Linked DNA regions of Homo sapiens: region 1 is linked to region 2. The links are chromatin contacts, found by Hi-C or POLR2A ChIA-PET in ENCODE. All regions are on one chromosome and are shown on one strand. Each heading gives the region's core, a stretch centred on a gene start or an enhancer-like site at or near the end of the contact. The rest is flanking DNA. Distances are from core to core; before and after follow the strand shown.

The links. A loop is a pair of places that touch in the nucleus more often than their neighbours do. ChIA-PET counts read pairs that join two places held with the same protein, here RNA polymerase II (POLR2A). Pooled maps may share reads with other maps.
Region 1: a pooled map shows a loop between it and region 2 (3-fold over the local background). The contact joins two enhancer-like sites. A Hi-C loop is called at or near these places in 1 of 37 single-sample maps with no recorded cell type and 3 of 50 pooled maps. POLR2A ChIA-PET finds 5 or more read pairs at or near these places in 2 of 52 experiments (BJ and WTC11).

What each region holds. Positions count from the first base shown.
Region 1 is chr11:45,927,863-45,932,865 of GRCh38, reverse strand. It overlaps PHF21A (PHD finger protein 21A), which reads left to right. Exons shown (of 19, transcript NM_001352027.3): 19 at 1-3,547. LARGE2 (LARGE xylosyl- and glucuronyltransferase 2) reads right to left here. Exons shown (of 14, transcript NM_001300721.2): 12 at 4,797-4,946; 13 at 4,494-4,689; 14 at 3,770-4,236. The coding sequence ends at 4,021. Among named protein-coding and RNA genes, the nearest start is that of LARGE2, 7.7 kb to the right of the region's middle. RefSeq lists enhancers at 2,279-2,368, 2,719-2,908. Within about 2 kb of position 2,270, at least 18 of the 41 ENCODE cell types and tissues checked have a DNase peak (open chromatin) inside an H3K27ac peak, as active enhancers do.
Region 2 is chr11:46,312,143-46,316,866 of GRCh38, reverse strand. CREB3L1 (cAMP responsive element binding protein 3 like 1) reads right to left here. Exons shown (of 12, transcript NM_052854.4): 6 at 4,393-4,542; 7 at 4,197-4,255; 8 at 3,948-4,016; 9 at 482-581. Among named protein-coding and RNA genes, the nearest start is that of DGKZ, 33 kb to the left of the region's middle. Within about 2 kb of position 1,599, at least 5 of the 41 ENCODE cell types and tissues checked have a DNase peak (open chromatin) inside an H3K27ac peak, as active enhancers do.

The sequences.
Region 1 (5,003 bases), core at 1,021-3,520, 380 kb after region 2:
ATTAAGGGTAGCCAAGACCTTGCATGGTAGAGTAGGAATCATAGTGTCAGTGAGGTCCCGTGAGTCTTTGTGAGTCCTTGTGTCATCGTTCGGGCACTGTTTTTTTATGCAAGGGCAAAAATCTTTGTATCTGGGGAAAAAAAACTTTTTTTTAAATTAAAAAGGAAAATAAAAGATATTGAGGTCTTCCTAGTGTTACTTAAATTAAGATCAAGGTAAGAAACATTGTAAAAAAAAATTACAAAAGTGCTATTTGTTTCCTAAAAACAGTGATTTCTATTAAAAAGGTGTCAGAACTGGAGAAAATGCCGTGTAGTTATAATTTTTTAGCACAGACCCTGCTGATCACGATGACATTTTGCCGTGTGTGTGTCTCTAGACTGGTGGGCCAGTCTCCTTGAAGGACAGAGGCGGAGCTCCCCACCCTTCTCTCTCCTCAGAAAAGACCGTGCTCTCTTCTTGGTGCAGGGATCTTGTCTCCTGTTGTGAAGCCCAAATGGAAGCGTGGATGGTATCAGGGCCCTACCCGTGGTCTTCTCAGATTCTGCTAGAGCAAAAGGCTGGTGCCTAAATAAGATCCCTTCCTTTGGTGCTGCTTTTGGTCTTTCAGCCACCAGCATTATGAGTGCCTGGGGGACACCTCCGAGGGAACTGGCCAGCGGAGCTCTGTGGTGCGCACGCACCCTGGCCGTGACAGGAGGGTGCGGGAGTACAGGCTGGCTGCATCAGCCCTTGGTGCTTAGAACAGAGGAGGAGTGACATGTTTTGAGGGTACGTCTCTGAGACAGAGCCCCAGCGTGGCCTTCGCTCTGTCTTGCCTTTGGGGAGAGGTCTGAAGCTCCCACTCCTTTCTCTGCCTGTTGGCTCCAGGCACCAGAAATTTACTCCACTCCACCCACCCACAAGCCTCCTGGGTGACCCTGGGCTAGAATTGCTGCGCTTGCCTCGGCTTGGCCGGTTGTGGCCTCTCCTTGAGAAAACCAGGGTTGTGAAAGACTCAGACCATTCTCTCATCTTGCCTTGTCAGAAGTAAATTGTGTCAGATTTGTGCTCTCGCTGGAGACCTTTGCCCCTTGCGTGCCCCTGGCCGATGGGAGGGCGGTGGAGGCTCTGTACCCTGGCCCTGCTGGAGCATCTCCCCCAAGCCCACTCCAGGCCCTGGGAATGGCCAGAGTCTAGGAGAGGTAGAAACGATCCTATCAGCTTCTCTCCCACCCAATTAGGCCCAGAGAGACAAAGACAGATCTGAAAGCAAATGCAACAGAGAAGAGACACTTCTTAGAGTAAAATGTGTCTCATCTCTATCAGCCATCGCCTTTCATCTTCCCAGGGGCCTCAGAAGAAGGAATTAAGTTAGGCTGAACAGGCCTCAGAGTTAGGCCCTGGCTGCTTGATTGGCTGAGGGGGAAAGAGTTCCCTTTTCTCATTCAGAAACCAAGGTGCTGTGTCTAGTCAGGGAGCCTTGGAGATGCCTGGACTAGTTGGAGGAATCGTTGGCAGAGGATCAGAGACCAGCAGCAGGCTGTCTGCCCTGTCTAGAGCTCTTCCCCTCAACTTGTCTGGGCCCATCTGGGGGTTGCCACACAACACCTAACTTACCTTTTCCTGAAAGAAGTTGGGAAACCATCATCACTAGAGGCCTTTGCTCAGAGAGGAGCTGCCTTAGGAGTCTTGGGTCGGAGGACGGGGCTAGGAATTGACCAGGGCTTTGCCTGCCGCCCTCAGCAGTGTCGGGTACATTCTGACCTCGCCTGCAGCTGGGCTGTGGATTCTTCCTGACATTCAGATGTGAGCTGTTTTGGGAGTCAGCTAGTATGGAGTACGAGATGCAACCCAGCCCCCAAACCTACATTCTGCACTCAAATTCCAAAACACTGCTTTACTGTAAAGAAGAGGCCCCTGGCACCCAATCTCCCTGTCCTTCACTGTCCCCTCAGACCTGGGCGGGGAGGGGGGGGGGCCTGTGACCACCTGAGACATACGCTCGTGACACTGCCCCACCCCAGCCACCTCCACTTGCTTCCTCCTCCTTCCCTCCGCTGCTCTTTCCCCACGGCCCAGAATTTAGCTGCTCTGACAGCCACTTTTGAGACCAGCTGGCTTTGTAGTCACTTCAGAGAGCTGGAGCGGCTGCCCACTGGGCCCTGACTGGGAGTCCCCTGCCAGCTCCTGATCAGGCGCTGCGCCCTGGTGGCAGTGATGACTGGGAGTCCCCTGCCAGCTCCTGTCCAGGCGCTGCATCCTGGTAACAGTGAGGCCATGTTGCTGTCATCTCCACCTCTGCATTCTTGCTGCCTGTGGGTCCTTTTTCTTTCATGGAGCCTGCTGGGTCTTGTCTCACCTGTGCTGAGCTCCTCTGGGGTTTTGATTTCTTCCTTCCTTATCAGGCCCTTTGGGGTAAGCCTGCTGGTTGTACCTGACATAGGGAGGCAGTTAGGGGCAGTCCCTGGTGGGGCCGCCCTGGCAGCCTCCAGCTGGCACCATCGTGTGCCTGGTTTCCCTGCAACACCTGCCTCTCTGTCCCTGCTGCTGCTTGGCTCAGGCCCAACAGGCAGCGTGCATGGAGGTGGTTACACACAGCTGTTTCCGTGAGGGTGACCGTGTCTGCAGCACGCTTCCGTCTCCGCATGCACGGCTGCCTCTCCAGCCACCTCTGATACTTCTCTCTTGGGGCCATCAGAGCCTCCCTTGGGCTGTCACCTCCCAGCTCACACACACTCTTCAGTGGTTTCCTCTCTTCATTCTCTTATAGGGCGTGGTCCTTCTTATTTATCTAAAGGGCTGAATTTAGGAGACTTTTTACCCAGGGGCAAAAGGCTCTTAGGGTAATGAGATGGATGGTGGCCCAGGTGCATTTTCCAGGGCCTGGGTTCTCCAGATCCCGTGGCTTCTGTTGAGTGGAGGCAACTTTGCTCTGTGTGAACCTCGCCCCTGTCCCTCTGCCGGGCACCCCTGGCAGGAAGCAGGACTCCCATCCTCACCCTGACTTAGACTGTCCTCTGAGTCAGCTCCTCTCCAAGACAGGAGTGGGCAGCCCTGGGCAGTCTTCTGGCCCCTTGCTAAAGTGAGGGGCAGGAAGCTGGGGCTGCCCTCCAGAAAGCCGGGGTAGGAACTCTGAAAAATACCTCCTCTAAACGGAAGCAGGGCTCTCCAGTTCCACTTGGCGCCCCCTCCCACAAGGCCCTTCCTCCCTGAGGACCCCACCCCCCTACCCCTTCCCCAGCAGCCTTTGGACCCTCACCTCTCTCCGGTGTCCGTGGGTCCTCAGCCCAGGGTGAGCTGCAGTCAGGCGGGATGGGACGGGCAGGCCAGAGGTCAGCCAGCTCCTAGCAGAGAAGAGCCAGCCAGACCCCAACCCTGTCTCTTGTCCATGCCCTTTGTGATTTCAGTCTTGGTAGACTTGTATTTGGAGTTTTGTGCTTCAAAGTTTTTGTTTTTGTTTGTTTGGTTTTTGTTTTGAGGGGGTGGGGGGGGATACAGAGCAGCTGATCAATTTGTATTTATTTATTTTAACATTTTACTAAATAAAGCCAAATAAAGCCTCTCAGCCTCATGGTGTTGGGTTTGGGGCAGGGGAGGGTGGGCAGGACACATTCCAGTCCCAGCCTCTGCCCTCCCTGACTGGCTGTCTGGGGGTGGGGGGCGGGGGGGTGCTTGCCCTTAAGGGCCCAGGCCCTCCTGTGACCCCAGCTGGATGTAGCACCTCCCTTGTGCACTGACGCCCTAGCCCCAGAGTGCCCTTGCTCCCCCAAACCAGGAACACAAAAAAGATGTTTTAAAACTTTAATTATGAAAAAGGGATAAACAATTCAAGATGGGGGAACCAGCCCCAAACTGGCTGGGGCAGAGAGAGACCAGTCCCCAGCCATACAATAGCAGCAAGGGGAAGACCCCACCCCACAGATGCTCTGCCCCAGCCCTTCCCAGAGACCTTAAATAATTTAAATAGCAGGGATGGCGGAGGGCAGGTTGCCCTGGTGTCTGCCCAATGCTAAGATGAGGGGCAGCGCCGGCCCAGCCTCAGCCTCGGGCAGGGCTCTGGGGCTGCTGCAGGGCTGGGAGGTATTTGAGGGCAGCAGCCCCATGGTGGCGGGACAAGTCCTGGTGGAATTCGTCCTTGAGGGCCTGGAGGCAGTCACGATAGGTGGGGCTGGAGCGGAAGCGGGAGATGTCCAGGCTTGGAGCGTGGGGCAGATGGATGGTGAAGGCCTCGGGCAGCACCAGGAGCTCATATTCCTGCAGGGTGGGGCAGAGGAGCAGTGGCTGCCTGGCTTGCCTGGCCTGCGGGGAAGGTGCAGCTCCAGAGAACAGGCTTACCCTGTAGCCCCTGAGAGCTAAAGCAAGGGCCAAAGGGCAGATTATTTTAATTCCACAGAAGGGGGACATTTCTAACAGTGTTGCCTAGTGGTGTGGTCCCCCATGCAGGTGTCGTGAGTTCCCTGGACCTGGAGGTGCTCGAGTCAAAGGTGGAGGCAGCAAGGTGCCCTCCTCACCTGGGCATCCAGCTCCACAATGTGGGCCACTTTGTTCCAGCCGAAGCCCACAAAGCGAGGATCATAGCGGGGACAGTCTCGTGGCACCACCACGTAGGGTTCATAGTTGGCCGCCCATTGCACACGGTACGGGGCCTGAGCCTCCCGCCAGCGGGCATAGTCTGTGGGTGCGTGGCCTCGGGGCCACTCGTGGTACCTGTGCAGCAGGGTCGGGTGGGAGCCAGGCTGAGGCTAGGAGCTCGTGGGTAGTGGGGGCCAGTGTGGGCAAGTGAGTGGAGTGGGCAGAGAAGTAGCCTCTCCTACCTGAAGGTGTAGAGAGTGCCCGCATCCAGCAAGGCCAACAGCTCCACCTTGGAATGGGGGAAGCTGAAGCGGTAGCGCAGGGTCTCGAATGCCGGCACCACCAGTGCTGCCTTGCGCCGGCTGCCCAGCCCCAGCTGCTCAATGGAGGCCCTGAGGAGGAGCACCCATGAGCAGGGGAGAAGAGCGGGGCATCTAGGACTGGGCCAG
Region 2 (4,724 bases), core at 350-2,849:
AGGCGGCAAGAGACTGGCCATTTCCAGAAGAAGATAGAAGAGGGACTGGAAGAGGTCTGAAACACGCCCTGGGAGCCTTCCGGGTTTCCAGGGGTTTCCTCAGCCTTTTCACTGCCATCTGTTCCAGAAAGAACCATGTCCGTTCTTCCCTGAGTCTCCCCAAGCCCTTCCCTGCACAAGGCCTGTGGAAGCCGCCTCCTCAAGGAACCTGCCCAGCTGTCCCCTAGCTGGGGCCACTGGAGTCACCTACACATCTACACTGTGTTAACCAGTCGGGGACCGGTGTGAGGCAGAAGGCACCATGGGCTTGGAGAAGGAGTCTGGAGTCTGCTAGAACCAGCCCACCAGGCGCCAGGATGGTGTACCCTGGGACGCTGCCCACGATGTTACCGATCCTTAAAGCTCTGCCCAACCCTGGAAAAAGCCAGCCTTGGGAAGAACTCTCCTCCTGTGGGTCTGTGGTGGAGGGAGCCACACCTACCATGAGGCAGGTCCCAGTCTGGGTGGCGGCCATCTTGTAAGGTCTGGAGATCTTGTTGGTGACCAGAGTCTGGAGTTTCTGCAGCTGCTGGAGCAGGGTCCTGAGGAGGGCACAGCAGTCAGCTGGCAGGCTTTGACCCCGCAGGCATCTCTGCCTCCTGGAGCTCTCCTAGGGGGCTGGCTCCAGACTTGGCCTCCACGCCAGGTGCCCGTTTCAGTCAAGATAGGAAAGGTCACCTCCTGCGTGGCTCCTCTGCAGAGTGGCCTGGCGCCTGGGGCCTGCCTCATGGTGACTGGCTGGGTCACCTTGTGGAAGCTCAGGCCTGCCCTGTGATGCTCCTGGCCAAGGGGGTTGGAGGAGGGAAGGCCTGCCCCCAGCTGCACAGATGCCAGCCTTCTTTTGCTTAACCGACACCTGCCACAGTTTCACTGACCTTCCCTCCCTGGCACCCCCAGCACCCTGAGCTGATAAGAAGGAGCTGTTTGGCACAGTGCCTGGTATGTAGTGAGTGTCTAGTAAATGGTAGCTATTGTTTTTGTTAGGTTTTTTGTTTTGTTTTGTTTTGAGACAGAGTCTCGCTCTTTCACCCAGGCTGGAGTGCAGTGGTGCGTTTGCGACTCACTGCAACCTCCGCCTCCGAGGTTCAAGTGATTCTCCTGCCTTAGCCTCCTGACTAGCTGAGACTACAGGCGTGCGCCACCATGCCGGCTAATTTTTGTATTTTTAGTAGAGACGGGGTTTTGCCAGGCTTGTCTGGAACTCCTGACCTCAGGTGATCCACCCGCTTCGGCCTCCCAAAGTGTTGGGATTACAGGCATGGGCCACCGTGCCCAGCCATTTTTGCTTTATTGCTGTGTTTGCTTTTATCACGGCACTTCGTTTATTTATATATCTCCACATCAGTCTCCTTTATTAACTGTGGCCTCCCTGAGGGTGAGGACCGGGTCCCACTCAGCGTGGAATCTTCTGGGTGCATACAGAATGCGTTCAGCACAGGCTTGGTGGGCAAATGTTTAATCTCTCTCCACCCAAACGGGCACGTAGGGGTTGCAGTTCCCACAATGTACAGCAGGTGGCGAAATAACTACAAGGGCTTGGACCTACTTTGGGCCAGAAAGGAACCCCAGCCAGAGACAGAGGGGTGGGGTGGGGGGTCAGGTGGGATTCTCCAGGCCAATCAGGGAACAGAGGAGTGGCTGGATCCCGCTGGAGAAGCTGGGGGAGAAGGAAGGAAAGAAGGAAAAAGTCTTGTGTTGAGCACCTGCTGCATACCAAGGCTGTTGTCTAGGTTATTGTAATTAATCCCAGCAAATAATTATTAAAGACCTACCACAGGCTCATGGCTGGGCACTATCAGGAATTTGGAATGAAAATAATGGTGGGGTGTGGTGGCTCACGCCTGTAATTTCAGCACTTGTGGGAGGCTGAGGCAGGAGGATTACATGAAGTCAAGAGTTCAAGACCAGCCTGGCCAACATAGTGAAACCCTGTCTCTACTAAAAATACAAAAATTAGCCGGGTGTGGTGGTACACGTCTGTAATCCCAGCTATTTGGGAGGCTGAGGCATGAGAATTGCTTGAACCCAAGAGGCGGAGGTTGCAGTGAGCCGAGATTGTGCCACTGCACTCCAGCCTGGGCGACAGAGCAAGACTGTGTCTCAAAAAAAAAAAAAAAGTAAATAAAAATAAAAAAGTAAAAATAATGAAAGAAGGCCAGGTGCAGTGGATCACACCTATAATCCCAGCACTTTGGGAGCCAAAGCAGGAGGTATGCTTGAGTCCAGGAGCTGGAGACCAGCCTGGGCAACACAGCAAGACCACGTCTCTACAAAATACTTAAAATTAGCCAGGGGTGGTGGTGTGCGCCTGTGGTCCTAGCTACTTAGGAGGTTGAGGGGGGAGAATCAGGAGTTTGAGGCTGCAGTGAGCTATGATCACCCCACTACGCTCCAGCATGGGCAACAGAGTGAGACCCTATCTCAAGAAAATAAATAAATAAAAATAATGAAAGAAGAATAAAAGCTAACATGAATTGCACATTTCTAAATGCCAAGCATCAGGCTGGATCCTTTATTCGCAGGATCTTATTAATACCCTCACATCCATCCTATGAGATAATGTTTCTTTTCTTTCTTTTTTTTTTTTTTTGAGACAGAGTCTCACTCTGCCACCCAGGCTGGAGTACGGTGGCACCATCTCAGCTCACTGTAACCTCTGCCTCCCGGGTTCCAGTGATTCTTTTCCCTCAACCTCCTGAGTAGCTGGGATTACAGGCATGCACCACCACATCCGGCTAATTTTTGTATTTTTAGTAGAGATGGGGGTTTCACCATGTTGGCCAGGCTGGTCTCGAACTCTTGGCCTCAAGTGATTTGCCCGCCTCCGCCTCCCAAAATGCTGGGATTACAGGCGTAAGCCACTGTGCCTGGCCCTATGAGATAATGTTTCTATCATCCCCATTTAGACGAAGAAACAGGGGCCCAGAGATATTTAACGATTTCTCCAGAGTCACAAAAATGGCAGAGCAGCGTAAGAACCCAGAGCTGTGACTTGACGTGGCTGCTACCTGCCAGGCACTGTCCTGCTGTCTCTATACTCCTGTTTCTCAAACTTCATAGTACATGTGAATCACCCAAGGACCTTGTGAATGTGCAGTTTTTAGCTCAGTAAGTCTGGAGAGAGTTCTGAAATTCTGCATTTTTTTTTTTGAGACAGAGTCTGGCCCAGGCTGGAGTGCAGTGGCACAGTGTCAGCTCACTGCAACTGCCGCCTCTCGGATTCAAGTGATTCTTCTCCCTCAGCCTCCCGAGTAGCTGGGATTACAGGCGCCCACCACCACGCCCAGCTAATTTTCTATTTTTAGTAGAGATGGGGTTTCACCATGTTGGTCAGTCTGGTCTCGAACTCCTAACCTCAAATGATCCACCCCCCTCATCCTCCCAAAGTGCTGAGATTACAAGCGTGAGCCACCGTGCCCAGCCTGCATTTCTAACAAGCTCCTAGGTGATGCTGATGTTGCCTGTCTGGGTCAGCTGGCTTTGAGTAACAAGGATTTACACCAGTGGTTCTCAAACTTGAGGGTGCAACCTAATTACGTGGAGGGCTTATTAAAACACAGGGCGCTGGGCCCTACCCCTGGAGCTTCTGATTCAGTAGACCTGGCATGGGGCCCGAGAATAAGCATTTCTAATAATTCCCAGGGATTGTTGCTGGTCTGAGGACCACACTTTGAAAACATCTGCTCACTTAAGCAACTCCCCAGCCCTGCCAGGTGTAGGTGAGGAAAAATGGGAACACAGAGAGGGGCAGGATGTAAGTGGCCCAAGGCTGCAGGGTGTGTTTCTGGGGTCCCTGTCATCCTAAACTTAGTTCTCTCTCCTCTCCCCTGTCTCCCAGAGCTATGCAGAGCCAGGCACGGGTTGCAGAGGGGCAGGGGGCCAGGTTGGATGCAGGAGGCACTACCCACCTGTTGGCATTCTCCAGGGTCTCCACCTTCTTCCACAGTTCATTGTTCTCAGATGTAAATGTCTCCACCCTGTAGGGGCCAAGCAGGCACAGGCTCAGGGGCAGCCCCCAGACTCACAACAGCTCCTCGGCCCAGCCCACCACCATCACACTCCCTGTGCCCCCTGCCTCTGCTGCCCCCTGAGGGAGGGCCTAGGGGAGGGCAGGTCAGGCAAGGGAGTGGATTGCCCACCCCTCCCAAGCCCCTTACTTCTTTTCTAGACACTCCACATACTCCTTCTTCTTACGACGGCTCTCCTGGGCTGAGATCTAGAGGGGGAGGCCCGAAAACAAGGGTTAGCACTGCCACATATTCACTTCCTGGGCCCCCCAATTTCAGAGCTGGTATGCCAGGGGAGCCCACCCACCAAGGAAGCCCTCTGAAGCCCCAGGGTGGCAGGCTTTACCTTGTTCTTGATTTTCCTCCGGACTCTCTTCAAGGCCTTCTCCTCGGCTTTGGTGAGGGGGAGTTTTGTGGGGATGGGGTAGCCCTCAGCAATCAGGGTCCGCTTCTCCTCCTCTGTCAGGAGCAGTGGCCCTGATGTCCCCTGTAATTTCTGTAGGAAGTATGATGTGGTAGTTAGGAGCCAGGCAGCCCTGGGTTCAAATTCAAGCTCTGCCATGTGCTATCTATATGACCTGGGCAAGGCACACAATGCTCTATGCCTCAGTTTCCTCATCTGGAAAGGGAGTGGATCTGGGTGAAATTCAGTAACATGTGTCAGGTGCCAGGGCCATG